2 separate regions of the Mus musculus genome follow, and region 1 is linked to region 2. The links are chromatin loops, found by intact Hi-C in ENCODE. Cell type or tissue: left cerebral cortex. All regions are shown on one strand. Each heading gives the region's core, and the rest is flanking DNA. Links, peaks and the distances in the headings are about the cores only. Region 1 holds the start of Psmb2 (proteasome (prosome, macropain) subunit, beta type 2). Region 2 has its middle 12 kb from the start of Gm46870.

Region 1 (15,687 bases), core at 4,205-8,204, 48 kb after region 2:
GGCATTTGCCCTTAATCCCAGCACTTGTGTGGTAGATGTAGGAGGATCCGGAGAGTTCAAAATCACTTTCAGCTGCATAAGGAGTTCAAAGCCATCCTGAGCTCACATAATTACTTGCAAATAATTAGCCGCTGTTAACTCAGTAGTAAAGTATGTGCTTAACATAAAAAGGAATGTCCTGGTCTTAATCCCTAGCATACACTCGACACTCGAGATATTATATCACTTATCATTATATCATTATATTCTCAAGTGTCACTTGAGAATAGTAAAACATTCAAACAAAACGGAAACAATAGAGAGTGAACTGGGCATAGTAGAGGGTGCCTGTCATCCCAGGATTCAGACTGCCCTGGCAGTCTTGGAACTCACTCTGTAGACCATGCTGGCCTCGAACTCAGAGACCTGCCTGCCTCTGCCTCCCGAGTGCTGGGATTAAAGGTGTGTGCCATCACAGCCGGGTGAAAAGTATTCCGTTAAATCACACACACTAAATAATAACTGCGTATAACTGATCTTGAAATGTTTCTAAATATTTTCCACTCACAGATGAATATTCACTGTTTTAATAAAATGGCATCCCTCTACAAAGAGGAAAGCAATTTCGTTTTCAGTTCAGTGAAATGTATCTTGAGCTATAGGGCAACTCATTTGTGTGTGTGTGTGTGTGTGTGCATGTGTGTGTGCGTGCATGTGTGTCCTTAGGCACATTCCACTTTCTCTTTTGTTTTGAAGTGGGGTCTTTTGAGGCCTTGAACGTCACCATTCATGCCAGATTGGCTGGCCCATGAGTTCCCAGGGACCCCCTGGCCTGCACCCCTCATTTCCCCATCACTGAGGCTACAGGCACATAGCACTGTGTGAGGCCTGTGGGTTCCAGAGCTTTGAGCTGAGGTCCTCAAGCTTGTGAAATAAACACTTTACTGATGGTGCCATCACCTCAGCCCCATCTCATTCTTTGGAATAGATGAGTAGTGTATCACTGTGTGCCATTAGCAGCATATGTAAAACATCTCTACTTAAACATGGAAGTTGGTCCTCTTTTCATCACTACCGCAGTGGTGCAACACATTAGTCTGTGCAGAAATGTTTTGATTATTGTGCAGACATTCCTTTGGATACATTCGAAAGATAATGTATATTTAATAAACTCTATTTTGTGGTTTTTTTTTTGTTTTTTTTTTTTTTTTGAGACAGGGTTTTTCTGTGTAGCCCTGATTGCCCTGGAACTTGCTCTGTAGACCAGGCTGGCCTCAAACTCAGAGATCGGTCTGCCTCTGCCTTCAGACTGTTGGAATTAAAGGTGTGCACCACACTGACTGGCAAAAAGGTTTTATTATTAAAGTACGGTCCTAGTTACAGGTTTTACTGCTGGGATGAACTATCATGACCAAAAGACAAGTTGAGGAGGAAACAGCTTATACTTCCATGGCACTGTTCAATACTGAAGGAAGTCAGGAGAGCAACTCAAACAGGTCAAGCTCCTGGGGGCAGGAGCTGATGTAGAGGCCTTACGGGGGAGGGGGATGCTCACCGGCTTGCTTCCCATGGCTTGCTCAGCCTGCTTTCTTATAGAACCCAGGACCACCAGCTCAGGGACAGCACCACCCATAATGGGTTGGTTCTCCCTCGTCAATCACTAATTAAGAAAAGCCTTATAGCTGGACCTTATGGAGGCATTTTCTCAATTAAGGGTTGCCTCATTTCACATAGCTCTAGTCTGTGTCAAGTTGACAGAGGACTAGCCGGCACAAGTATATTAACTGTACAAAGTCACAAGTTTCACTAAGACATTTCTATATGCAGTTTAATTGTAGTCTCTCCTCTATTACCCTTTCTATTGTTAAAAGAATTATTTTTACTTTATGTGTTATGGGGTTTTGGCCTGAATGTATGTGTGTGCATCAAGTGTGTGAAGTGCCTTCAGAGGACAGAGATACACCAGAGTTGCTGATAGCTGTCTTCCAGTTGCCTTATGGGTACTGGAAATTGATTCCAGGTCTTCCAGAAGAGCAGCCAGTGTTCTTAAGCACGGGTCCATCTCTCCAGTCCATCCCTAATTTCCTATCTTACTCTTTCCAAAATATTTCATGTAGGGCATGTGGATCAGGAATTTAATTCTAGCACTGATGAGTTAGAGGAAGGCAGATTTTTGTGAATTTGAAGTTAGTCTGGTCAACACAATTAAATTAGTTCCAGGACAACCAAGGCTACATAGTAGTAATACCCCATCTCTCAAAAAAGGCCGGGTGGTGGTGTCACAATACATTAATCCCAGCACTCAGAAAGCAGAGGCAGGTGGATCTCTGAGTTCGAGGTCAGCCTAGTCTATAAGAGTGAGTTTCAGAGTAGCCAAGAAATCCTGTCGGGACAAATCAAAATATAAAAAATAAGTAAATAAAAGTGAACATTTAAAAATTTGTTGGGATGAGGAACTTTGGGGAGGGGGGCAATGGCTGGAGTGTAAATAAATACTTTTTTTTCCCATTTTTATTAGGTATTTAGCTCATTTACATTAATAAATACATTTTTAAAATAATATTTTAAATGTAATGAAACAGAAGTATAGTAAAATATTTAAATTTAAAATTTTTTTTAAAAATTATTTGTATTGGGGATGAACGCGCTAGTGTGATGGTCAGAGGAAAACTTTGGGGAGTCTGTTCTTTCTACCGTGGGTTCGAGGGACAGGCTTGACTAACGTGCTTTCTGCCTCTGTCTATCCAGTACTAGGATTTCAAGAGGGAACCACCGCCAAGTAGGTTTTTTGTTTGTTTGTTTGTTTTGCTTTTGAGATGTGTTGTCCTAGGCTGCTCCCCTGGTCCTTAACTCTATGGCTCGGGGAAATTGTTCTTCAATCTGGCTTGCAGGGAAAATTTTCCCGTTTGTTTAACGAGCAAGGAAATGAAAACCAGAAAGCTGAAGACCTCCTCTCCTCTGTAGCACCCACACGTGCTGGTACTTCTTACACAGGGTACGGCTTGATTTGCGTGCAAACTCTAAAATTCGACTTGGTAGATAAGGAAACGCAACGCCCCATCACCCACAGCTACGTTTCCAAACCACACCTCTAGACCAGCCCACTCCGCAATCTCAGCGCGGAAAAGCACCCAAGCTCCCGCCTGCTCTCTCGCGAGAGGTGACGTCATTGGGCCGCGCCAGTGACTGGGCCGTCGCGCGTCTTGCGTCACCCCCAGCTCAGTCCGGGTGTGCTGTCTCACTGGTGAGGTCGTGTACCCGGGAAGTGTCCCTGTCCGTGGCCTCTGCAGCCTCCCGCTTCCCGGCACCATGGAGTACCTCATTGGCATCCAGGGCCCAGACTATGTCCTCGTCGCTTCCGACCGAGTGGCCGCCAGCAATATTGTCCAGATGAAGGACGGTGAGAGGAAGCAGGGGGAGGCCCGGCGGGCCTGGCTGGAGGGGCAGTCGGCGGGAGTTGGTGAAGGGGACCGTGGGCCTCCCTCTGGGCAGCTTGGAAGATGGAGCCCAGTGTGCTCTGCCCTGCTGGCACTGCAGGATTGAGAAGCCGGGGGAGCCGGCAGACAAGCTTAGGGCTCTAGTTTGGGATTCTGGGTCAGATGAGGCTTGCTAGGTGAGAGTTGCTCAGCGTGAGGGAATTAAGTTTATGAGAGCTCAAGTGTGTGCCCGGCGCCTCCAATTTCTGAATTTCTGGCAAGTTTCAGTCGCCCCAGATAGAAGTTATAATTTGTGGGTGCCCTAAGGTGGGATCTTGGGGAGAGTGAGACTCCCCAGAGTTTGGCATTTCCACTCTGCTTCCGCTGTCTTCAGTGGCTCACCTCAGAGCCTCTTCCGCCTTTCCCTGGCTGCTAGATTTTACTTGTCGTTAAATAGTGGAATGCAGCAGAGATGGCCTCTCTTTATTTGCTCTGTGAGTTTTGTACGTTATTTTTTTTCCCGTGCCCAGATTTTCTTATCTCTCAAATTACTAATAACCAACTCAAAACTTGTTGAGAGGATTGAGTGAAGGAGTTAGCATTGGACAAACACTTAACAAACTGAAGCATATATGTATCAGGTGTGTCCATCGTTAACATTTTAATTTGTTAAAAGTTTGGCTCTACTATGTGCCCTTCTTGCAGTTAGTTTTGGAGACAGAATATGTATAACTAAGATGTATAGATATAGTATATATTATATATAACACACATGCATATATATGTGTGTGTGTGTACATATATGTGTGCGTATACATATCTATGTATGTGTATATATGTATGTGTGTGTGTGTATATGTGTGTATATGTACAAAACTTTCTTAAGGAGATGTTGAAATAACTCAGTAGTAAAGATGCTTTTGCCCAGGCTTCACAACCGGAGTTTGGTCCCAGAACCCAGATGGCAGAGGAAGAGACCCCACCCCAACATCCTGCAGGTTGTCCTCTGACCTGTGCACCTGTTCTGTGGCAATGTGCACCTGTGCAGAACAAGAGAGAGAGTCTCTAAATAAATAAATAAAAATTTTAAAATTATCAAAGAAAAAGTTTCTAAGCTTACAGGTGGTAGAACCTAGGTTCAAATCTGTGTAATTTGGGACTGAGTCTACAATTCAGTGGCAACATATGTTTCGACCATATACAAGGCCCCAGCCTCAGCACTCCAAAAACAAGTTAGTAGACATTATGCAAAATGATCTCTTTTACCCTTAACAACTTCACTACCTTTATAGTGACAACTGACCCACAGAATCTTGAGTGTTTTCATGACTGATCATAGGCATGTTACTGTTTGAAAGATATCTAGCTTTTGTTCAGTGGATTAAAAGTTCATTTGACAAGTTTCATGCCTCTCTGTGTTCTTTACAGTGCTAGGGACTGAAAAGAGGAAGAAAAAAAAGAATACTATGTAGTTGGGAAGATAGTTGAGTAGGTCAGTGTGCTTGCTGTGTAAGCATGAAGAATTTAAATTCCAAGTACTCACTTAAAAGAAAAAAGATCAAACAGGCATGGCTGTGTCCCTACTTGGGAGCAGGAAACACAGATCCTGGGAGCTCACTGACCAGTCAGTCAGTCAGTCAGGCCCAAAGGGTGAGCCTCTGCTGCGTGAGAATAAGGTGAGGGATGGCCTGATGTCCTTCTCTGTCCCGGGTGAGACAGGTACACCCATACACTTATGTGTGACACACACACACACACACACACACACACACACACACACACACAATGTTAGTAATTCAGTAAAAGTCAGATGTGTGTTAAAATAACTGTAACACAAACTAGAAAGTATTTGCTGAGTTGAGACTAGAGCAGTCAAGCTTTGGAGACTTAAGAAGAAGAGGAGGAGACTTTAGGGATGGACCGTGGGGAGAGATTAGGGAAAGCTTTGAAAGTGAAGAGCAGTGAATCCTAGATCCCAGGAGGAAAAAGGCTTAGATCTGGAGCTCCTTGAAGTGCGTTGTCAGAACTGAAAAAGCACAGTTGCCACAACCGATCTCACAAAGCAAAGGCACCTACCTATCTGGTGTGAGCCTGGCGCTTCCATCTGGGGATAGAGAGAGAATGCTGTGAGCTTTGCTTGCATTCTGTTCTTTCTGAAGGACTTGAAATCAGACCTCTATGGTATTAATTGTCTCTCAAGAGACTTTATGAAATTTTATGATTAGTTTGTAGAAGTTATTTTGTGAGCCAGTCTCCAAAGGTTTAAGTTCATTTTGAGAGTAAATTGGTCCATTGCTTTGACAGCAGGTGATTTTAGCATGAAGAGTAGGTGGAGCGGATGTCAAGTTGCGGGGTCTCTGTTTCCTCACAGTGACTGTGTGGATGGCTTTGAAAAGGAGGATGTGCTCCATGCCTTTATCCATAAATGTTACACGGGATTCAAGCCAAGACAAGGAGAGCCAGGCATAGCGCGTTCCTATAATTTCATCCCATAGACAGGAATGCTGATTTCTAGTTGGAGGCTAGCCTGGTTTCACAGACATTGTAGGAGTACATACTGAGTCAGCCAGTCTGTCTGTCTCTGTCTGTCTTTAAAAGAAGCAAACATCGAAGAAAAAAAACCAAGCAATAAATACAAGATGTTTTTTATGTGTTAGAAGTATTACTAGTTAGTGTTAGGCTAGTTTTTAAATTAATGATGTTAGAAGTAAGTTGTTAGAATAGGCCCAGAGAACAAAAAGATTATTGTATGGGAAAAAAAGATGGATTTGAGTAGTTCTTTAAAAAGAGTTGTAAATAATTGTACTCAACTAATAACCTTTCTCTGGTATGAAAAACTTAGGGTAGGAGTTTATAATTGTCTGAGGGAATTTGTGTGGCATAGTTAAGAATGCTGAACAGAAGTAATTTTGAGGGAGACGTTTTGGCTCTGTGAAATGGAGTCTTGCTATGTAGCTCTGACTAACCTGATACATGTAACAGCCTCCAAGACCTAGAGTACTAGGCATGAAGCACCACACTGGTTCACACTGCCTGTTGTCATTTTTCATCATGCTACTTGGGAAAATATGTTGATACTAGGAAAGAGATGTTTTCCAAAAACTTCTTGCTTATACAGCTAACTGGTACAGCTCTCCATTTGGTTGTAAATGTGCCACATTTCATGCCTTTTGTCTCTTGGCCTAAACAGAATGACTTTTCTCCTCTGAGACAGGGTTTCTTTGTGTAGCCTTGGCTGTCTGAGAACTCACTCTGCAGACCAGGCTGGCCTCAAACTCGCAGATATCTTGCTGCCTCACCCTTTCTAGTGCTGGGACTGAAGGTGTTCACCACCACGCCTGCCCAGCGGCAGAATGACTTTTAAATTACTCTGATGTCTGTTGTGACTTCCTACAACCTGTGTGATACAGACTGCATTTCTAACACTGAGTGTAACAGGTTTCCTTATCTGTGAGTTAGACTTTGGTAAGTGATAGTTACACTATTTTAAATAGTTGATAACCAGAGTTTAGACAGGCAAATCACTTTCCCACTGTGTCTGACCAGAACGATGTCTAGTGGGTTCTGGTTAGTTTGACTGCATGGCTTATCATGTTGATACTCATTTGGTTATGTGTGTTTGTGGATCTTGTAAGTTTATTGACAAGTGAAGACCTTCCTCAAACTACAGGCAGCTTCTTGTACAACTCAGGACCATGCGTATCCATCAGTTCTGTTCTGAGACGTCACCTCTTGCTATTCACTGAGCGTGTTCACGGTTTAAACTAAGTAGGCCTGGTTTACATTTATTTAATAATTAATAGTTCGCTGCCTTGAATCTTAGCCTCTTTTATGAAGTGTGACATAAAACTTATTCTCCCTAGAAGATTACTTTTGCTCCAATATTTAGTGTGTATATGCACACAGACTTGTCGCAGCACATGTGTGGCGGTCAGGGGACAACTTGGAGGAGTTATTTCTGTCTACCGTGTGGGTTCTGGGGATTGAGTTGGGGGTGGGGCAAGGCCTTTACCTGCTGAACTGTATTGCCTATCTGCTTTTTTTCCCCTTAAAAACAATGCAAACATATTAAGTAATTTCTCTTACAAAAATGAAACTTGTTAACTATAGAGATTTAGAAAATACTGATAAATAAAGGACGGAAATAAAGTTTGCTCAGATTCTTGCCACTGTCAAGAATTTAGAATATATACCCTTCTGGTCTTTTTCTTTGCAACATATGTCTAAATGAATCTTCTTTTTAGAACAATTTTGCAAACTAACAGTCTTTGAATGTGTAACATGAAAATTTGTTTACTTGGGAATTTTAAGGCAATTCAACATTATCTATCTATAGGCGTGTTTTATGTGGGAGCCACCACCAGGCCAGACACCCACATTATTACTATCTACAACTCTCCAACACTTGTAGAGTACTTGGTAGTTGCATTTGTTCCTTAAATCCTATTAAGAGATTTTGACATTTCAGAAGCTTTCATACAGGAAAACATGTCTCCCAGGGGAGATTATTCAGCACTATTAGAAAAATGAAAAGTGAAAGTCGGGTAAGATAGGAAGAATAAAGCTTTTCTCTGAAGCTGCAAACTAAATACTGCGTTTCCTCCCCAGGCAACAATTACAACCTGAGTATCTGTCTGTTTAATCGGAGTACGTCTGCTTTAGCTAGATAAGGCTACAGCATTACGGTTTTCATTAGTTACTTAGATAGTTCACTGTTAGCACATTCTTTAAAGTGTCTGCTTTGGCAACCAGTTTTCTTTTTTTCTTTTGATATGAAGCTGGTTTACTTTATACATTAATTTGGGTTCTCAGCTGATATTTTTTTCTTCTTTCTTGAGAAGGTTCTTTAACTGTAGAATTCATTCTTTTCACCGTTTTTATGTTTATTTGACATTTGTATTAGTAGTAATGTTTCAGAACTCTGGACTTAACTCTTGTGCCTCTAGATAATCCCCATAATCTGGATTCCTTCGCTGTTTCTCACCTTCCCATTCCCTGTATTTTAAATGTTCTTAAATTGTCTTTGTTGCTTGTTTGTTTTTGTCTTTTCAAATCAAGTCTCACTGTGCAGGCTGCCCTGTAGCATACTATGTAGAATAAGCTGGCCTCAAGCTTATAGGGCTCTGCCTGTCTTTGCTTCCAGAGTGTAAACGTATCTTTTATTCTCCTGATATAATTGTCATCTCTGAGGTTTACTGCCTCTGTCTGCTAACCTAGGCCTAATCCTGGGATCTTCTATCCTCTGTACAATCTTCTGGCTCCTTCTCATTCTCTGGCTTGTTCTGTTTTTACCTGTGTCTAGCTTGCTCTCTCTTCAACCTGTCTCTAAACTGTCCTGCTAAAACTGCTTCTCCCCACCCCCAACCCCCCTCCACCCTTTCTGTGCTGCTCTCTAAGTAGTTTCTCTTTCCCTTTCCCTCTCTTGAGAGTTCAGCGTGTCCTGTTCTGTCAAGTCTTTGTCTGGTTTGCCACTTTGCCGCGAGTTAGACATCAATTTCAAGCATGGGTGCTTCCTTCTACAAACTAATTTTACCTTCATTGTTTGGGATTAAAGGTGTGTCTGTATTTCAGCCAGAGGAATTAAATGTGTTTTCTAAGGGCTGAGTCACACCACAACTAGAAAAAGGTTTTTTATTAAATAACATAATCTCGGGGTTTGTAGTGTGATCAAATATCCTGCAACACCAGATTGCATGGATTAAAGCCAAGCTTAAATTTTATTTTTTCATTAAGTAAGTAAGTGGTAGAGATTGAACTCTGGGCTTCTCACACACTCAGCATATGCTATATCACTGAGCTACATCTATAGCCCCAAATTGTAATTTTAAAAAATATTTATTTTTATGTGTATAGGTGCATGTATGTCTGTATCCAACATGTATGCAATACTCTGAGGTCAGAAGAGGGTATGGGATTCCTGGAACTGAAGTTATAGATGGCTGTGAACCTGATGTCAGTGCTGGGATCACCTGGGTCATCCACAAGAGCAGCTGTGCTCTTAACTGCTGAGCCATCTTTCTAGCCCCACCTTTTCCTGCAATTGTATCTTGAATAGTCTGCTTTCATATATAATTTTCAATATAAATTAACATTAATAAAATATGTAGTTAACCTGTTGGCTCGTGAAACTATTAAAGTCTTATAATAACAATGACTGTTTTCAGTATATACTTAATAGACCCGTTTATACTTGCATATATAAATAGCTTTTAGTTTCTGTGGTCAAAGTTTCTAATATGAATTTCTTTTCCTTTGAGCAGATCATGACAAGATGTTTAAGATGAGTGAAAAAATCTTACTCCTATGTGTTGGAGAGGCTGGAGACACTGTACAGTTTGCAGAATATATCCAGAAAAACGTGCAACTTTATAAAATGCGGAATGGTGGGTAAGAGGGTAGCTTTGGCTGGTGCATTAGTTTTCTAGGGTCACCACACAAGGTCCCATAGCCTGGGCAGTTTAAACAACAGAACCCTTTCATAGCTCTAACGGCTACAGTTGTGAGGTCAGGGAATTAGCAGAGCTGAATTTTTCTGAGGCTTTCTCTTTGGCTTGTAGGTGACTTTTCCTGTATTCTCTATCCAAATCTCCTATTATAAGGACACCATTCACATTGGATCGGAGCTCACCCTCATAACCACATTTTGACTTAATTGTCTCTTTGTATACTATCTCTAGATACAGTCACAGTTTGAGGGTCTATGATTAGGGCTTTAGTTTATGAATTTTTGGAGGATGCTATTCAGTATATGTTTAATTTTGAACTGAAGATGGGTGTTCTTTATTGACAGTCTTACGTACTGTTGGATTGATGGGATCACAGTTTTTCATTTAACTCTTCCTACCTACTTAAAAAAAAAATTAGAGGCAGGTATATGACCCCTGAGTTTTACACTAGACTAATCTGCAAATTGAGTTTTCAAAATAGTCAGTACTATACAGAGAAACCCTGTCTCAGACAAACAAAACAAAAAAATCTAGAACCTAAATTCTAATTGTTTTGTCCTTAAAGATTTTCTACTAACATTCTATCGTAACACTGATATATTGGTGTTACAATGCAAGAAATCAGATTTTTTTTTAAGTCCTTTGTTTTATTTCATGTGTGTAGGTGTTTCCTTGCACACATGTTAGTGTATCACATGGTGGCCATAGGGGCCAGAAGACCCTCTGGAGCTGGAATTACAGAGGGTTCTGGGCTTCGGGAATTAATCCTAGATCATCTGGAAGGGCAGGTCCTGCTCTTAACTGCTGAGCCATCTCTTCAGCTCCGTGACTTTACAGTATCACATATAGCAAGTCATTTGTCCTCTCTGGGACTTTATTTTCTTTATCTAAAATGGGATTATACTTATGTTAATGAGCATGTTTTGATGAGGAGTGGTGGTGCATGCCTGTAATCTTACCACTTGGAAGATGGGGGCAGGAGGATCAAAGGTTAAAGGTCAAATTCAGCAGTTCAGCTACACAGAGAGTGTGAGGACTGCATGAGACCCTGGCTCAAGAAACAAAACAAAATAGCCAGACAGTGATGGCACAAGCCTTTAATCCCAGCACTTTAGAGGCAGAGGCAGGCTAATCTCTGTGAATTTAAGGCCACCCAGGTCTACAGAGTGAGTTTCAGGATGGCCAAAACTACACAAAGAAACCCTGTCTTAAAAAAAAACAAAAGAAGGGCTAGAAAGAGGCTCAGTGTTAAAAGCACCGACTGCTCTTCTGAAGGTGCTGAGTTCAAATCCCAGCAACCACATGGTGACTCATAACCATCCGTAATGACATCTGACACCCTCTTCTGGGGTGTCTGAAGGTTTCTACAGTGTACTTATGTATAATAAATAAATAAATAAATCTTTTTAAAAAAAACTTCTAGGTTTAAAATTTTAAAAGGGGAAAAGAAAGAAAGAAAAGGTTTTGACTGGCTTGGGGATATAGCTCTTTGGCAGAGTACTGGCTGAGCATCTGGCTGATGCCATGGGTGTAATCTTAGCACTGCACAAAAGAAAAAAATGCTTTATGATTTTTGTAATTATAAGACATTGTACATTTAAAAGCATCTTCTGGGGCTGGAGAGATGGCTTGAGCTGCTTTTGCAGAGGACCAGAGTTTGGTTCCAGCACCCACATGATGGCTTACAACCGTCTGTAACTCCATTCCAGGGGACCTGACACCCTCTTTGGCACCAGGTACACAAGTGGTACAGACCAAACCACTCATACATGAAGTAAAAATACATCTTTAAAAAAAAGCCTTAGAGTCAGGCGTGATGGCGCACACCTTTAGTCCCAGCACTCAGGAGGCAGAGGCAGGCGGATTTCTGAGTTAGAGACCAGTCAGGTCTACAGCTTAAGTTCCAGGACAGCCCGGGCTAGGCAGAGAAACCTTTTTTGGAAAACATAAAGACTTAGAATACAGCTTAGGTTTAAGTTTTATATGGTTACTTATGTAAAATGACTAAATTAATATCCATTCATACATGTTTTTAGGCAGTATATTTAGTTAGCATTATTCCCCCAATAGCCTAAATGTTTTGAAGGTCTTTCTTACCAATATTCAGCACTGTGCTTAATACTGTAGAAACTTACTGGGTGATCAAGACCCCGCCATTCAGGACCTAAAAGCATGCTACTTGGGATTACACATACTCAGGTGAAGGGTCTGCGATGCTTCCGAGCTGTGGTGCTGCCTCAGGACAGCTGAGGGAGTGCGGAGTGACTAAGGTGAACAGGAAGGGTCGCTTGTTACGCGTGTATTAGGTGCTAAGTCAGTGCCCAGAAGAAAAATTGTGTTTGTTTAAACTAACCCTTAAAGACTCTTAAGTTAGTCACTTTATTAAGTACAGTTTAGAAGATGGAGGTTGAAGGATCAGGAGTTCAAGACTATCCTCAGTTGTATAATGAGTTTGAGGCCAGCCTGATGACTGGAGACTCGAGTTACATGAGATCATGTTTCAAACAACATAAATAAATAAAAATGGCTTTTAACAATGATCACAGTTATAGTTAGGGTAGGTGCGGTGGTACACACCTGTAATCACAGCATTCAGAAGGCAGAAACAGGTCAAGTTTAAGACCTGTCTCTAAAGAGAAAATGTATAGAGAAGCGATTTGGGTGAAGACTGTTACTGTCTTCTGCGTCCCTTCAAGTGTGACTCTTTATGTCTTGTACCAGGATATGAATTGTCTCCCACAGCAGCAGCTAACTTCACACGGCGGAACCTGGCTGACTGTCTTCGGAGTCGGGTAAGCAGCTTGCAGCCAGCCTTCAACAGCAGAAAGCTGTGCTTTCACATTCCTGTTTGACATGAACAGTAGTTTTGGCATTTTTGACTTTCCTCAACTCTTCTCATTGCTAATCATTCCCTTTTAGTCCCCTTGGGTATGTTTTCTCTTTGGGTATTGCTGCTTTTTACAATCTAAATCTGTCGCTTGGGAGGCTAATGAAGGCTAATAAACTCCAGGCTAGCCCGGGCTATTCAATGAAAATATGCCTCTGGTTTTTTGTTTTTGTTTTTTGTTTTTTAGATTTTTATTTATCTTATTATGTATGTAAGTACACTATTGATGTCTTCAGAAACACCAGAAGAGGGCATTTCATCCTATTACAGATGGTTGTGAGCCACCATGTGGGTGCTGGGATTTGAACTCAGGACCTCTAGAAGAGCAGTCAGTGCTCTTAACCACCAAGCTATCTCTACAGGCCAAATATGCCTTATTTTAAGAACAAAATTAAAAGTGTTTTAACATTTATTTTGCATGTGGTGTGGGGTGGGTATGGAGGTAGGAGAACAGTTACAAGAGCTGGTTCTCGCCATCCACTGTGGCCTGCAGGGACCAAGCTCAGGCGGGAGGCTTCGTGGCCTTTACTTGCTGAACTGTCTCTCTGGCCCAAAAGGAAGGTTTTTTTGTTTGTTTGTTTTTGTTTTTTAATTTTGTTTGTTGGGGTATACTAACATGAAGGACTGTGATAAACTACCCCCCTCCCAGAGACTTTTATTTTTTCTCAGCAATTTTAGGCTCACAGCAAAATTAAGAGAAAAATACAAATATTTTCCCCATATAAACTCAGCCCAGATACACATACATAGCATCCTGTATTATCAGCATCTACCAGAATGGTGTATTTCTACAATTAATGAACCTATATTGACAGCGTGGGTTTATAGTTTATATTAAGATTTACTCAAGAGGCATGCATTCTGTGAGTTTAGATAAATGTGTAAGGACCTAAATCCTTCTGTAGCATGTAGAATATTTTCACTGCCCTGAGCGTCCTCTGTGCCCCACCCATTCTCTTCATCTGCTGAACCCCTGGCAGCATCTAACGCTCTTACTGTTTGCATGGTTTCCCTTTCAGACTGTCATAGCATAGAGTTGGCTTCTTGGTGACATGATTTAAAGTTCCTTCACATAGGGCTGGAGAAGTGGCTCTGGTTAAGCACACTTGCTGCGTTGCAGAAGACTTGAGTTCAGTCCCTGGCGCCCATGGTACTCAGTTCACAGTAATCTGCACAGCTGCAGGGGATCTGATGCCGCTGGCTTCTTCAGGACCTGTACTCATGTACATGACCTACATGCAGGTGTATGCACAAATATCTTAAAATAGACTTCCTCCGTGTAACCCTGGCTGTCCTGGAACTTTGTCTGTAGACCAGGCTATCCTTGAACTGATAGAGATCTGCCTGTCTCTGCCTCCGTAGTGCTAGAATTAAAGGCTTGTACCACCACTACCCAGCTGGGTTATTTCTTTAGTACTGAGTTATATTCCTTTGTCTAAGTGTACTGCAGTTTATATATCCTTTTCCTACTGAAGGATATCTTAATTGCTTCTGGTTTGAGGCGGTTTATATATGGAATTTCTTTAGATGTGTTTGCAGCTTTTTTGGGTAAATTCTAAGGAGTATGATTGCTGGTTTTTATGGTAAGAATATGTTAAATTTTGTAAAGAAAGTACCAAACATTTTTGAAGTGTTTTTATTTTTGTTGAACTGTAGCTGAAGGTCCCTGCACGGTAATGGAGGTATATCTTTCTGTGACTGTTTAGCCAAAGTATGGGGAGTTATCTTTTTTATTCTAGTCTTGTATATTGTAGTGTTCTCTATCACATGTAAAAGGAGGCATCATTTATTTAAAGATTAAATGCTTAAAGATTGTGTAGAATGTACCAAGAAAGTTCACGTGATTGTCAAGGGTGTATGTTTTCCCTACGGGGGCTAAGTAAATAGTCTTACCATGTGACTTCACCCCATGTGCCTATTTATTCATCTATGATATCCAGATAACTTCCTAACCCCACAGGAGTGCCAGGAAAATGAATGTTTGTAAATCATAATATTTAGCATTCATATGACTTTTGCCCAAAGCATTCTGCTTAATAATTTAATCTACTCACTATTCCACTGAGACAAATTGTAGTTGATTCTCTTGCTGATTGAGTGAAAAGCATAAAGTGGCAGAGGGACTAGTTCAGGGCACATAGCAGGTCAGACAAAGCCATGGTAATTGGACCATGATTTGACTGTTTGCCTTAAGGTGGACTCTTTGATTCTTCAGTAGCAGTTTAGAAAATTAGTGCTCTTGGTGATTGGGGTTTCATCTGCCTTCTTAAACTTAGTCATGTGTCATCAGAACAAATGTGGGTATTAAGTTCTTTATAAACCTGCTTGCTATGGATTGTTTAGAAGACTTAGTTTTAAAGACGTGTTTGTGTTTCTGTGTATGAATGTGTGCATAGGAGTGCATGTGCCTAAGGAGACCAATGACATTGAATCACTCCAGAGCTGGCTATAAATATCAGGCTGTGAGCCACCTGATATTTATAAATATCAGCCATGTGTGACATGGATGTTGGGAGCAGTAAGGACTCTTAACCAATGAGCCACCTCTCCAGACCTACTGTAGATCTCTAAAGTACTTATTTCCCAGTGCCTAGTATTAGACCCCAAGCATCTCACTAAGGAGGATCTGTCCCACTGCTTGCTTTGATCACGTGCTTTGCAGTCTCAGTGATCTATAAACAATTTTTACTGTGTATCTTTTGCCTGCATGTATGTCTGTGTACTATGTTCATGCAAGTGATCATTATATTTGAGAAGAAATCAGAGACATAATGAATTGCAAGGTACAGACATATTTACATACATTATTTTGATCTGGGTGAAAAATTTGGGATCTTTTATTTAATCCTTGAGGGAGAATTGTGGGTCAAATACTAGATTTCCTACCACCCAGAAGTGCCTGAATTCTTGAAGGAGTGTGTGTGTGTGTGTGTGTCATGGCTCCCTTTGTAGAATGTTC
Region 2 (15,687 bases), core at 5,405-9,404:
TTAAAAAAAAAAGTAATATGAAATTAAATAGGTCAGTCTCTTGAAGTTTCTTATAACTTGTTTTATAGTCGGGTGTGTGTGTGTGTGTGTGTGTATGTATGTGTGTGTGCTCATATGTACACACTCACTTGGAATTGAACTCTACCACTGAGCAATGTTCTCAGCCTCTGAAATGGTAATCTTTTTTTGTGGTTATTAATAATTTAAGGCAAATAAAAGTTGCTCGAATTAACAAGATGTGACAATATTATTCCCTAATTTATTCCCAAGGGGCATCTTTGTTATTCCCCAAGGGGGGATGGCTGTGAAGAGAAGTACTCTCAGGACAGAGTAAGGAGAGGCACGGGGGTTGGGGGACAGATAAGGAACAGCAAATGGAAAGGATGGGAGGAGGTGGCCAGCATCTCATCCTCGTACCACCCCCCATGAGCAACTTTCTCCATGCCCTATCTCATAGGTAAGTGTGGGGAATTGCAGGCTGGTATCCAGTCAAGCTGAGATCTGAAGCCGGATGGTCATAATTCACCTACATGACACGGTAGGTGTTCCCTCATGCTCCTGGAACTCCGGCCCCTGCCTAAGTTACCACCTCCCACAGCCCCCACAAGAGAAGCATGGTCAGTAGCAATGGCCCAAGCTTCTGACCTTCAGGCTAAACTCCTCCCCAGTTACCTAGCAACAGTGAAGACCATAAAAGGGGCTGTTAGGCCCCCACCTCGCTCTCTTACTCCTTTGTTCCTTTACCTCTCACTTCTCTCTCCTCTTCCCTCTCTCTTCTCTTCATCTCCTCTCCTCTCTCCTTTCTCTCTAGCCTTTCCCCTCTCTCTCTCTCTCTCTCTCTCTCTCTCTCTCTCTCTCTCTCTCTCTCTCTCCCCCTCTCCCTCCCTTCTCTCTTTCTCCCTACCTTCTATAATAAAGCTCTTAAACCATAGAGAGTCTCTACTCCATCAAGATCCGCTGCGCCACTCTCGCAGGTGTTGGTAACTCCTTCACTCATTCCTCTCTCCTACAACTCCGGAACTTTGGCAAGGTAGCTCCAGGGTCCCCGGTCCGGGCCTGCCCCTTCTCCACCCCCGAGAGTGGGGTCAGCCTTAGATGCTCACTCGGGGCCGTGTGGAAAGCACTGGCAGCTCTGCCTGCGGTTGCCTGCTCAGAGCACAGGAACTCTGGCCGGACGTAGGCCCCTTTTCCTTCTCCTTCTTCCCCAGGGCCCCCCTTTATTTTGTTCCCAACAGGTAAGTAAGTGGAAATGTCTACTGAGGGAGTAAGACACACTCACAGACATCATTTTCATCCCTCCCTTAAGAACAGTCAAGGCCACGAACCTCTTGCCAGAGAAACAGACCCATCCCAACTCAGAAAGCACCCCCTAACTTCAAGATCATTGTCCTGGAGTGTTGGAACTAAGAAAGAGGAGGCAGGACACCACAGCAGGTGACTGCTTCCTGCTCCTAGGGGGAAGACAAGATGCTGCACTTGAATCCCTCCATGTTCTCAGACTCACCAGACAGAGTAGACTTCTTGGAGGTACAATCACCACACTGAGCACCCTGAAGGAACTTGTTTCGTATGGGACACTTATTCACCCTTAATTCCTAATGAGATCATCTGGCTGGTTTGTAAGTATGTGCACGCATGCTGATGTGTGTGTGCATTTTTCTTTCTTCTTTTTTCTTTTTCTTTTGTTTTGTTTTTTCAAGACAGGGTTTCTCTGTGTAGCCCTGGCTGTCCTGGAACTCACTCTGTAGACCAGGCTGGCCTCGAAATCGAACTCAGAAATCCACCTGCCTCTGCCTCCCGAGTGCTGGGATTAACGGTGTGTGCCTCTATACCCGGCTTTAGCATACGTTTTACTTTGGTTTGTTTGTTTGTTTGTTTGTTTGTTTGTTTGTTTTTGTTTTTAGAGACGGTGGTTTCTCGGTGCAGCAGTCCTGGTTGTCCTGGAACTTGCTTTGTAAACCACGCTGGCCTTGAATTTACAGAGATCCGGCCTCTGCTCGCCAGGCGGTGGCTTAAGTTTTTAAAAGCCCCGCCCCCACTGAGACCTCCCGGATTTCTTTACGCCTCTTGAGCAGGGAGTCTCTGTTTTTGGACACTGTCCCTTCCTGTTGTCCCACTCTCCACCCTTTTTCCTGTTCTCCGCACGCCTCATTTTGGCCTTCGTCTACCTAAGCTCCTTTAAGGAGGCTGGTTCTCAGGACTGAGGAGGAAATGAGACGAGGGTCTGTGGCAGACAAGGAGGAAAGGACCCCACACCCTGCCCCCTGCAGGCCTCACCTAATCGCCACACTCTGCATTATTACCCGCCTAACGCGGCGTGCTTTTAAATAAAATATGCAAAGATTTTCCTCTCAAATTATCTCCCCAGGCGAATGAGCTCAACTCCAGCTTGTTAATGGAAAAAATGCAAATAGGGTCTCCCACTCCTCTCCCCCAGCCCCTGGGCTCCGGACAGCTAAGTCGCTTTGCTGGCCTTCTATTTGGGATGGCTGTTTCCTTTGAAACCTTGGTGGGGGCGAGCTCCATCCGAAGAGTGTCTTAGAAAGGAAGGAACGTCCCAGGCAGGACAAGCTCGTGAGACTGCCCTCTCTCAAGCTCGGTCCCTTCTGAGATCTCAATTAGTTCCTCCTGAACTGAATGGAGGAAAGGCTCACTTAGGCGGCTGTACTTCTCCAGTTTAAGGCTGTTAGTTATGCTTGGGGAAATGGATGGAGAAATCAGATCTGATCTCGCTCTTCATCCAGTTCACACACACTTAAGGGGCTGGATTAAGGCCTTAATCCAAATCAGAATCTGTTGTCTTTATGAGACAAATGGTTATCATTCCTGCCAAAGATGCTGAGCCTGAGGGATATGGTGCCAGGAGAAAACCAAATAAACCCACATTTATGATCCAGTTGGGGGAAGGAAGGAAGCACCTGGTGGACACTCTTCAGAAATACTGGTACCGAGCCAGCAGGCACAACACAGAGAAAAAACACCCTGTCTCAAACGGAGAGGCGGGGAGGGGGAGAGGGAGAGGGAGAAGGAGGAGAGAGAGGGAAAGGGTGGGGGAGAGGGAGAGAGAGAGGGAGTGAGTGAATATGGTAACTTAGTGGTTTTATCACCTGGCACCTGGCTTGTACCTGGCCAGTGGAGATGCAAGCTGATGCTAGGTAGCTGTTAGGAGAATTGCCAACAGTTCAGAAAACAGATGTGGCAAAATGCTAATAATTGAGTGGATTAGGTAAAGAAGTTGGGGTGAACTTATTTGTAAGCTTGCAACTTTTCAATGTAAAAACTTGAAAAGAGAAAACCATTATAAACTGGGAGATGGCGGTGCACTCTAATCCCAGCCCTAAGAGGCAGGTGGATCTCTGTGAATTAGAGGCCAGCCTGGACTGGAGTGGTTTCCCGACTGCTAAGATTACTCAGAAACCGTGTCTTGAAACAACTTTCCACCCCACCCCCCAAGAAAGAAAAAAAAGAAAACAATCATAGTTAATCTTTTAAAATAATGATAATTACTGCGCAAGGTATGATGGCGCACACTTGCAATGCCAGCATTCTGGAGATAAAGGAGAGAAGGTCAGAAGGTCAAGGCCAGCCTCGGCTACAGAGAGTTTGGGAGCAGCCTGGGCTACATTAGATACCACCACCACCACGACCACCACCGCCGCCGCCGCCAACACAAAACAAAGCAACGAAAGGATAATGATATTTTAACTAGGATTTTTTAAAGTCTTCATCCTTTGGGTAGAGTAAGAGTTGAGAGAGTATCTCACATAGTTCAGGCTTGCCTTGAACTTCACTATGTAGCCAAGGCTGACCCTGACCTCCTAATCCTCCTGTCTCCACTCCTGAAATGCTAGGATTAAAATGAGCCACCACACCAACCCTAAAATCCTTATAATTTTTAGAGACACTTTCTGAGTGAAACATTTGCAGATGAAATAAAAAAGATTATTTGCTTAAAAATAATATAAGAGGAGGAAAAGTAATTGGGGGCTTAGGAAACCAGATTGGCTGTGGGCTGATAATTGCTGAAGCCGGGTGATGAAAATACTCTTTGAATTTTTCCATAATAAGGAACTTTTCCTTTTCTTTTTTTCCTTTAAATGTCATGTTAAAAAGGTTTATTTATTTTTATTTATGTGTGTGTGTGAGCCTGTGTATGACTCTCTCTCTCTGTAGGTCTCTGTGTGTGTGTCTCTTTTTCTGGGTATGTCTGTGTGTGAGTGTGCAGGTGACCACAGAGGCTATAGAGGGCATTAAATCTGGGGAGCTGGAGTTATGAGCTGCCCAGCCTGGATGCTAGGAACTGAATTCCTGTCCTTTGGAAGAGCAGCAAGTTCTTTTTTCAAAAAAAAAATAAATAATTTTTTTTTTAATGTGCACATGTGTTTTGTCTGCAAGTGTATATGTGTGCATCACGTGCATGCCTGGTGCTCCTGAAGTCAGAACCAGAAAAGGGTGTTGTATCACCTATAATGGAGTGAAGGACCATTGTGTGCCTCAGTTGGGTGTTAAGAAAGTGACCCTGTCTCCAACACCCCAGCATTTTTTTCTTTTTTTTCCTTCCTCTTTTTTTTTTTTTTTTTTTCTTTTTTAAAAATTGGACTCAGGGTCTCACCATGTAGCTCTTGCTATCCTGGAGCTCATTGTGTAGACCAGGCTGGCCTCAAACTCACAGAAATCCTTCTGCCTCTGCCTCTGAGTGCTGGGATTAAAGGTGTCTACCACTATGCCTGGTTATCCCCCATCATTTTAAAATATAGAATATTTGTATTTATCCTTGAGAATTTCACACATGCATACAATATATCTTAGCCAGGGTTACTATTGCTGCGATGAAACACCACGACTAAAAGTGTTTCTTTGGCTTACACTTCCACATCACTGTTCATCACTGGAGGAAGTCAGGACAGGAACTCAAACAGGATGGGAGCCTGGAGGCAGGAGCTGATACAGAGGCCATGGAAGGGTGCTGCTTCCCCTATGTCTCACTCAGGCTGCTTTCTTAGAACCCAGGACCACTGGCCCAGGGATGGCACCACCCACAGTGGGCTGGGCCTTCCCATCAATCACTCATTAAAAGAAAGCTAAGAGGCTTCTCTACCACAGATCTCATAGAGACCATTTTTCCTCAAGAGAGGTTCCATTCTTTCAGATGACTAGCTCCCATCAGGTTGACATTAAACTAGACATCACACAATGTTTTTCAATCATCTTCTTTTTTCATTTTTCAAAAAGAATAAATATAAGAAATATAACACATGTCAGAGAAGTATGTGTGTGTAGTGGGCAACAGAGTTTAGCTGATGGCCTGGGGCAGACTTTCTAGAAGACAACAGTGTTTAAGCAGAGACTTGGAGTGAGCAGGTCTGAGGATAGACATGTGGTAAGATACAAGGAGGAGACAGAGCATGGCCAGCTATGCCTGCAGAGTACAACTCTGCATAAGTTACTAACTAAGTAACTAAGTAAGTAAGTAGAGTTTAGACTCCAGGGCAGGCTGCTTGAATCCAAATTCTGCCACTGCCCCTTAAAAGAAACTTCTCTGCCTCACCTTTCTTAACTATAAAATAGAGAATAATGTCACAGACCTCAAAGGGAAGATAGAAGGCTTAAGTAAACACATTGGCGTGTGTCCAGTGTGTAGCACAGTGCTCACTCCATAACAACAGTTGAAGTTTACTGTGTTCTCAGCACTGTCCTGGAACCATGCCGTCTTCTGCCTTAGCCTCTCGAGGCTTGGCATTATGGGCATAAGCAAGCACGCATGCCCAGCTCAGAGTCTGAGTGCTTAACCAGTGTTGCCTGTCTTGCTGGTGACAGAGATGAGTAGCTGGCTTGTATTTCATTTCAACTCTGGCACACAAGCCTCCTCCATTATCTGAGATTGGGGAGCACCACGGGGGAGGAGGGTCCGCAGAGCTGGAGAAATGCTTGAGATCCACTCTTTTCCGTTAGTAAAATCTGTATTGTTTTTACATTTTTATCTACAGTTATTGCCTGTGCATGCACATGTATGCATGCCACATCACGTGTCTGGAGATCCAAGGACAGCACTGTGGAGTCAGATCTGTCCCTTCATCCTTAGCTGGGTTCCGGAATTGAACCCACGTCGTCAGACTTGGTCTGCAGATGCTCTTTTATTGTTATTGTTTTTGGGCTTTTGTTTTGATTTTTTTATTTGGGTTTTTTTTTTTAAAGATTTATTTATTTATTATATGTAAGTACACTGTAGCTGTCTTCAGACACTCCAGAAGAGGGTGTCAGATCTCGTTACGGATGGTTGTGAGCCACCATGTGGTTGCTGGGATTTGAACTTCGGACCTCCGGAAGAGCAGTCGGGTGCTCTTACCCACTGAGCCATCTCACCAGCCCTGGGTTTTGGTTTTTGAAACAGGGTTTCTTTGTGTAGCTTTGGCTGTCTTGAAACTTGCTTTATAGATTAGGCTGGCCTTGAACTCACAGAGATCCATCTGCCTCTCTGCCTCTCTGCCTCTCTGCCTCTCTGCCCCTCTGCCTCTCTCCCTCTCTGCCTCTGCCCCTCTGCCTCTGCTTCTGCCTAGTGCTGGATTCAAGGTGTGAGCCACCATGACCTGCCCCTATATTATTTTTTAATTGACATGTAATAACTGTGCATATTTATGAAATAGAAGACAAATTCTATGCCCTCAAACATCTGAACCTTACTAAGCAGAACAAAGAGGTGACAGCAAACCACCTCAATTTCATTATTTGTGTTTTTTGTATGTTTGAGAAAGGGTCTCACGTAGGTTTGCCTCAAACTCGTTACAGCTCAGCCTGTTCTTGGTCTCCTGAACCTCGGCCCTCTCCCTGGTCTATGTGCACCACCGTGCCTGGTTCTCTTTGCATTATTTATCACATTAAATATAGCTAAGACCAGGCACGCATCTGTCAATGGCAGAGTGGTTAAGGAAGCTGTCCTATTCTGCAATGTTTAAAGTTCCATTTCCAAGTGTGTGTGTGTGTATATGTGTGTGTGGGGGGGGGATATAAATTCACAAATGTTAATAACTTTAACTCAGTCTAGAAAGGACAGAAAAGAATTCAAGGAAACTTGGCAGTGTTTACAGTTGTTACCTCTAGATGGTGCTATTTGGGTATGATTTAAATTTTAAATAATAAAAAAAAAATCTCAATACACATGAATAATTTTGTTTGTTTATCTTATTTTCGTCTTCAAGACAGGGTTTCTCTGTGTAGCCCTGGCTGTCCTGGAACTCACTTTGTAGACCAGGCTGGCCTTGAACTCAGGGAGATCCACCTGCCTTTGCCTTCTGAGTGCAAAGGCGTGCGACACCACCTAGGGACACATGAATAATTTTTATAATGAGAATTTCAACTTTGTATTGTTTAAGAATTAGTTTTGTTAAAAATGAGTATGAAGGATGTGGTGGTGCAGACCTTTAATCCCAGCCTTTGAGAGACAGAGACACAAAGATCTCTGAGTTTGTGACCAGCCTGGTCTACCATTGATAGAATAGCCAGGGTTACACTGAGTGATCTTATATTCTATTTTTGGTTGTGGGCCTAGCCTTTAACGGCTGAGCCATCTCTCCAGCCTGAGCGATCCTATCTTAAAATACACACACACACATGCACCAAAAAACTAACAACAATAAAAAAAAAAAAAAACCCAAAACCAAAAGAATAATGGTGAAAATCACTAGTCACCAGAAAAAACACTGTTACATCATGAAAGCTACCACTGCAAACCAATGAGTGTCTATGATCAAAAACGAAAGAGAAGTCTTATCTCACATATGGAGAAGCTGGGCCCTCATAACTACCTGGATAGAAACGGAGACTGTGAGGCTGGAGAGATGGCTCAGTGGTTAAGAACACTGGCTGTTCTTCTAAAGGACCAGGGTTCAATTCCCAGAACCCACGTGGCAACTTGCAATTGTCTGTAATTTCAGTTCCAGTGGATCCAACACCCAGACATGCATGCAGGCAAAAACATCAATGCACAGAAAGAAAGAAAAAAGGCTGTGGCTTTGAAGGATCTGAGACAAAACCAGCCAGGGTAGGGGTTTCTGTTTTTGTTGTTTTGGGTTTTTTTGTCTTGCTTTTGACATTAAAGTCTTGTTATATACCCAGGATGGTCTTGAACTCATGACCAGTCTTCTGCCTCAATCTCTTGAGTGCTGGAAGTACATGTGTGCACCAATATGCCCATCTAATTTTTTTCCATAGTGAATATAATAAACAACTTTTCCCTCATATTTGAAACTTTTTGTAATAGATTTCCAGACTCAGAGATCCTGAATCAAAGAGTGTTATGGCCCTTGAGGACACCTGTTAAACCATTTTGAACAATACACCTCACAATTTATTAAACAGAAAATTAATTGTTAGACATAATTGTAGAAGTATTATAACTCAAATAAATATACTAAAATTGACAAATTTTATTATTGTAATTAACAAGGTTTATTATTAAAATGATTTATGTCTCATTCTTAATCAGATTGGTCTTTTGGTCTTTTTTTTTTTTTTGGTTTTTCAAGACACAAGACAGGGTTTCTCTGTGTAGCCCTGGCTGTCCTGGAACTTTCTCTGTAGATCAGGCTGGCCTTGAACTCAAAAATCCACCTGCCTTTGCCTCCCAAGTGCTAGGATTAAAGGCATGCGCCACCACTGCCCGGCTAGTCTTCTTTTTCATGTGCTATAAATATGTGTATGTATTTAGGTGTGGAGGCCAAATGTCACCCCAACTTGGGTGCCTTCCTTGGTCATTTTCTACTTTAGTTTTGGAGACAGGGTCTCTCACTAAACCTGGGGGTTCACTGAACTCACTGGGCTGGGCAGGCTGCCCAGCTACCTCTGGGATCCTCCTCTGAGCCCCCCACCCCCCACCCAGGTTCGGCGTTACACCAATGACATTTCACCTGGCATTTACATGGGCTTTGGGGACCTGAACTCAGATCCTCACGTTTGTGCAGCAGGCACTTTACCCACTGAGCCTTATTGCCAGCCCTATAAATCTTCCATGCAGTATCTTTCTGGGCCATGTGGCTCTTTTCACTGAAACTCCTGGAAGGTCCCTGAGCCATAACAGTGTAACTAAGTTGGGAGGGCTTAAAACAGGCCAGGAGTGCTCAGGAAGAAAGAGATAGGAATACGCTCAAGAGATCTTAGACAATGTCACATCACCATTATTGGTTAGATGTAGGATAAAGAACTCGGAGCTGTGGAGGATGTGGAGAAACCAGAACCAGGGGCAACTCTTCCAAGGATGTGAAATCATGTGGGAAAATGTGGCCGTTGCTCAGGAAACAAAGCAGAGTTATCTTATCACCCAATCATCCTGCTTTGGGGCTATACCCAAAATAGTTTGAAAGTAAGAACATAGGTGTGTTTATTGCAGTATTACTTACAATGCCTAACTGTGGAAACTGTCTAATTTCCCATCAACAGACAAATGAATGAACAAATATACAACAACATAATGGAGTATTATTCAGCTCTAAAAAGGTAAAGATTCTGGATCACTGAATTACCATTGAACTGTGAAGAAAGTATGTTGTATGAAATCAAGTAGTCACAAGATGACAAATACTGTTGAAGTCTCTCTATGTGAGATGCTTTGGTCATCATATTCAAACACAGAAAGCCAAGGACTGGGGAGAAGGAGGAGGGATTATCCAGGAATGCGCAGAGCTTCATCTGTGGAGGGTGAGAAAGTTCTAGAGTGGAGGGTAGAGATGGTTGCTCAACACTGTGGATGTATTTAATGCCACTGAGTCACACCTTTAATGATGGTTCCGAGTGCTTGCTGTGTAAGTAGGAGCACCTGCATTAGAATCAACAGCACTCATCTGAAAAGCTGGGTGTAGAGTGGCCTGATCTCATAATCTCAGTGCTGGGGAGGCAGAGACAGAAGGATGCCCGGGACTCATTGGTCAGGCAGTCTTGCTGAATCAGCAAACTGCAGGTTCAGTAAAAGACCCTGCCTCAGAGAATAACATGGTGACAGCTAGAGGAAGACACCAAACACTGAAACCCACAACACACACACACACACACACACACACACACACACACACACACATCACTGTATACAGATGAGTCAAGTTCAAAGGCCTCACCTGCTGGGTAAGTAGCTCACAGAGATGACTCCAGCAGCTAACAGTGCTCAGGAGTTAATTGATGCTGCCGGAGATGTAATGTTGTAGAAGTCATAACTTAACTATTTGATTGTTGTCATTGACAAAATCAGGTCACACCCACTCCAGAAACAAAAAATTCAAAGTTCACAAATAAAGCAGATGGAAGCTTAAATCGGTTATTGCACGTGACTCTTTGACTTAGGTCACCAGTACTTTTAGGAAATGGAGAATCTGACCTTGAGCTAATGATCTTGATGGCTAACGGTGACTGGAAAGAAATACAAAGACGGTGGCTATCTCATGGCAGGACTTTGTAATCAGCACCCTGGCAGTGAGCAGGCCATGACCTGCACAGCCGTACCGAGCACTTTGAGTAGCAGCTAGGGATCCAAGGAGCAGGAAAACATCTCCCAGAGTCCTCAGAAAGAAGCAAGAAACACCTGGGCTTCTGTGTTCACCCAGGATAGAAACTGAACTTATCACATCGTTTGAATAGGGCCTCTTGAAGGTTCCTATGGTCCTGTGCAAGAGTCTCAGGTGATGTGTGAACAGGTGTGAACAGGTGTGAACAGTGAGTGAGTGAAGGTGAAGGACAAGTTTTCCTCCCCTGCCCAGGAGCTCCTCTGCTCTCCCAAACAGATGAGGATTTTGGTATGGGATGAAAGGGCTGGTGTCAGGTTCTAAAATGCCCCTAGACACCTAGTCCCTCCCTGACCCAGTGGTTCAAGTCAGCCTGGCCCGCCTGTTAACTTCTGTTCCAGTATTGGGGCTACAGTAGTCCGCACAGGAGCTGGGCTTGGTGAGTTGTTCTCTGTCCATCTTCCCTTTCATACTGAAGATGGAGCGCAGGGCCTCACATGCTGCACAAACTCTCTCCTATGGAGCGTTACTCCTGTCTTGTTCTCTGCCAAGCTGCCCAGCAGGACTCAGACTCTTCACCTTGCTGTCTTAGCCTCTGGGGTAGCTGGGGTTATAGGTGTGTGCTACCATGCCTAAGCCAGGAAGGTGCTCTGTCTCTTTAAATCCCTATGGGTGCTAGAAACAGGGTACTGATAATTCTTCCCAGGCTATAGTCAGGTCTATTCTGAGGAGCTGAGCTGGGATGCCAGAGGCTTAGGGCTCTGGATAAATACCTGCTGGAGTGCAAGGCAGATTTCCAGCCTTTCTCCTCCTTTTTGGTTCTCAGCACCACCCCCCTCAACCCCCCACCCCCACTAGGTGGTCGTGGCCAGCAAGGCGGGCAATGTTCCTGCAGGCTATCCTGCAGACAGTGACAAAACCCAAGGGAGACAACATCTCTGTGTCTTCCCCTCACGCTGCCTCTTTACAACCTCTCTCCCATGGGTCCTCTGTAGAAAAGGAGAGCCGTACGTAGCAAAGGAAGCCTCTGGCTCTTTATTAAGTGTGTGTGTGTGTATGTGGGCGAGCGCGCGAGTGCAGATGTGCATTGAAAAATGATTGTGCCCCTTTTCCAATTTCTCTGCAGCTCCCACCTCCCGGCCCGCTCATCTGTGCAGGTAGACCCTCAGGCTTGTCATTAAGTCACCAGCTCTGACACCTCTGCAGCTTCCACGCCCTGGGGGTGGGGACGAGGGAGGCTCTGTCTCTCTCTTCCCTTTCCTTCCCCTCCCTCCCCCAAGTTTCTGCTGCACGTGTCACTCAATACCCCAGCAGCCCCTTACTCCCACCCCAGAACCAGCCCTCCAAATCTGCACTTGGGGCTGGGGGGGGGGGGACTACTTTACAAATGACCCTCCCCATCCAACTGGAGCGCCCAGATCGCAGCAGGAGAGGGAGAGAGGAAGGAAAGAATTGAGGGTGCAGGGCCTAGAATTCAATTCAAGGAGGAGGGTGTCAGTCTGTCTAGCTGTTCCTGCCCTCCTTTCTGATTTGCTCTGCTGGGGAAGAACTCTGGGTTTGTCCCTCCAGCCATACCAGGAGGGCTAACAGATGTGAAGACAGAGGCAGAGCCCTACTCTCTTGCCTCCTCTCATCTCTACAGAACTTTTTTTCTCTTTGATGGACACTGGACCCAGCTCCTTAGGAATCCTAGGCCAGTGTTCTACCACCGAGCCATACCGGCAGCCATAGATGCCTCCTACGGATATACTAGTACCACCATTACGTGTGATATAACTATGGGCCTTTCGTGCACAGGCTTTAACATGCTGAGGTCATTTCTTTCCATTTCTAGTTTGCTGAGAGTTTCTATGATGAAAAGGTATTGAATTAAAATTACATATATATATATATATATATATATATATATATATATATATATATATATGGCATCTGTTCTCATTTCTTTCTGTTGCTGTGATTAAAAACACCCTGACAGAAAACAACTTTGGGAGGAGAGGGTTTATTTCAGCTCGCAATTCCAGATCACAGACCATCACTGATGGTCCTGCCACGGCAGGAACCCGAAGGCAGGACAGCTTGCTAATGCACACAGAGTAACTGGCAGCTGCCAGGACTCACTCTGCAGCCAAGAAGTGCAGCAGAAACCATGGGGGAGGGTGCTCACTCACCAGCCAGTCTATGTTGAGCTGTCTTCTTTACACAGGTCAGGGCTATCTTTCTGGGGAACTTACAGTGAGTGGGACCTGCAAATACCATCGGTGGGATTCAGGGCAGCTAAGTGAGCAACAGGTGTCACTGTAAGTTTATGGAAGAGTAAGTTGATGAGCAGACTCTCAAAGGTTACAAAGTAAAACTTTGAGCGTCTGCTGCTGAGGGTGGTTCTTCCTGAATGGCCCTGCTGGCCAAGGTCCCAATGCAGGGAAAGGGTCTGTTGAAGGGGCCACATCACAAGCACTCACACTTTGGATGGTGAAGAGGGAAACCAGAATTCATGGAGGAGGGGAGGTGGTTCCTAGACCAAAAGTCAGATGTACAGTGATGAGACATTTCTTTTGTTTTGTTTTTTGTTTTTTTGTTTTTTGAGACAGGGTTTCTCTGCGTAGCCCTAGCTGTCCTGGAACTTACTTTGTAGACCAGGCTGGCCTCGAACTCAGAAATCCGCCAGCCTCTGCCTCCTGAGTGCTGGGATTAAAGGCGTGTGCCACCATGCCCGGATGAGACATTTCTGTAACTGCGAGATAGAACACTTGTCGAGCATGCACAAGCCCTGGGTTTGATGATTGGAACTGCCACAAAAGTAAATGCACAACATCAAATTCATATATATGCATATATATATGTGTGTGTGTGTATACACTTGTGTGTATAAATTAATATATACATATGTGTGTGCATGTGTGTGTGTGTATAAATTCATACACACATATATACATATAGGTGTGTGGACATGTTTGTGTGTGTGTGTGTGTGTGTGTGTGTGTGTGTGTGTGTGTGTTGAGATAGAATTTCTCTGTGTAGCCAGGCTGGCCTGAAACTCAGAGGTTCCTCCACCTCTGCCTTCCAAATGAAGTTTGTTAAAAACAGAAAAGCAAGACCAGAGGCAGTGGTCCAGACCTGCAGTCCCAGCACTTGGGCAGCAGAGCCTCGTGAATTATATAATTCAGGAACATGAGCCCAGCCTGGGAAGCAAACTAAGCTGTCTCCAAAAGGAGAAAGGAGAAATGAAAACCAGAAAAAAAAAAAAAAAAAAAAACCCAACATGATATTGATCCAGATGGCTGGAAACCTGGCTGAAGCACAGCCTCTTGAGAAAGAAGGGGAGACCTCCTTTGTCCTTGACAAATGGCCTCACAGCTAAGAACTTCAGTGAATCCATTTGCAAAACAGAGAACTTTCTTTCTCTTTGCACTGCTGGGGTTATGGTAATAACGAAATAGAAGAAAGGACATGAAAGAAATGAAAACCCCTAGTCGGGTGAGATCCAGGACCAGGATGGTGGTCTGGAAAGGGAGGCAAATGGAAGCCCTGGGCGGATGCTGCTCTTGGGGCCACATTCATTTCATGCCTGTGTGCTGGGTACTGAAACAGGTTGATTTGAGATCTTATCCTGAGACAAGCGCAACACCTTTGACAGACAGCCTGATGGGGCAGAGGTAGCTGGGAACACTTACTTCTTATTCCTAAACTCTGTGTCCTGGATGCACTAGCTCCAGCTTGTCTTCCTGGATATCTCCCAGGAAAGATGGACAGTTCAAAGAGGCTGGGGGGTGGGGTGAGGGGAACCAGAGGAGTGATCAGGATCTGGTCCAGAGGACAACTTGTCCTCTCATCCATGAGGTCATCAGACAGCAGCGGCTTGTGGCTAGAGGAACCAAGCAGTCGCTGTGGGCTGGGTTCTGGCAGGTAGCTCTTGAGCATTCTGGCCGCCTGGGCCCTCTTCTGCATTAATTACCCAACAACATGGTTCAGGCTGTTCTCCCTTTCTGCTACTTTAATTAACGGAGATCTCCTCCAAGCAAACCAGCTGCCGTGTAAGTTGTCAAACTGTCAGCACACACAGGATGGGTGCCATGGCGACACTAAGTGTGGAAACTACTCATGGGCTCCCTGGCTCCTTGGCACGGTAGGCTCTGTCCCTCCAGTCTATCCCAGGAGCAAAGATGGGCATAGAAACATCAAGAGCAAGAAAAGACTTTGGGTTCAGAGTTGGGTCTGACCTTTGCCTGCCAGTCATTTACTATGAGAGTTCGGGCAAACTGAACTTTTGCCTCATCTGCAAAGCGGGGATGTGACCACTTACCTTGAGGCAGGACTGTGGTCGGGAATGTAAAACACGCTTTACCGGGGGCCCGTGGTGCCTGTGAGTATGACCATGATTCAGGCAGTTATTCAGGTCATTCTGGCTTTCCAAGCAACCTCTTCACATATTTTCATTGTTGTTTTTGCTTGTTTGTTTGTTTTGCTTTTTTGTTTTTGCTTTCTTAAAAAGATTTATTTATTTATTTAATGTATATGAGTACACTGTAGCAGTACAGATGGTTGTGAGCCATCATGTGGTTGCTGGGAATTGAACTCAGAACCTTCTGGAAGAGTAGCCAGTGGGTGGTGGTGGGTGGTAGAAGTGGGATGGGTGGTAGAGATGGTGGTAAATGAGGTGATGGCTTTAAGAAGGAAAAGGATGGGGCTGGAGAGGTGGCTCAGCAGGTAAGAGCACTGACTGCTCTTCCGAAGGTCCTGAGTTCAATTCCCAGCAACCACATGGTGGCTCACAACCACCCGTGATGAGATCTGACGCCCTCTTCTGGTGCATCTGAAGACAGTTACGGTGTACTTACATATAATAATAAATAAATAAATCTTAAAAAAAAAAAAAAAAAAAAGAAGGAAAAGGATGAGTTCAGACCTGAAGGACAAGGAGTCCAGCATAGACAGGAAATGAGGGTAGAAGAGGGTACCTTAGCAGATAGCATCAGGTTCAAATGCCCAGGGTAGCCTAGCTTGTCTTAAATTTGGTTTGTAACCCAAAGTAGTTTTAGAATTCCGAGGTCTCCTGGTTCTACTTTGTGCTACCATGCCTGGCCATATTTGTATTTTGAAAGGACTATTTATATGAGATGTGTATAGTGAGTTGGAAAAGAGTGGGAACAGGTCAGGTAGATGGAGTTGTCTATTATTTATTTATTTATTTATTTATTTATTT

The links. A loop is a pair of places that touch in the nucleus more often than their neighbours do. Peaks named below come from ENCODE experiments on the same cell type or tissue, not always from the same donor. Only the 100,000 strongest peaks of a DNase experiment are listed, where the experiment ranks them.
Region 1: a loop joins it to region 2, with 2.5 times the contacts of the local background. A loop is called at or near these places in 1 of 42 quality-filtered maps.

Annotation. Positions count from the first base shown.
Region 1 is chr4:126,674,467-126,690,153 of GRCm38, forward strand. It overlaps Psmb2 (proteasome (prosome, macropain) subunit, beta type 2), which reads left to right and starts at 3,177. Exons shown (of 6, transcript NM_011970.4): 1 at 3,177-3,379; 2 at 9,656-9,778; 3 at 12,563-12,633. The coding sequence starts at 3,289. In left cerebral cortex, for the core only: no CTCF peak of the experiment used is centred there; a DNase peak (open chromatin) is centred at 5,830; H3K4me3 peaks cover 335 bases.
Region 2 is chr4:126,625,034-126,640,720 of GRCm38, forward strand. No RefSeq gene overlaps it. Among named protein-coding and RNA genes, the nearest start is that of Gm46870, 12 kb to the left of the region's middle. In left cerebral cortex, for the core only: a CTCF peak has its summit at 7,091 (motif pointing right); no DNase peak of the experiment used is centred there.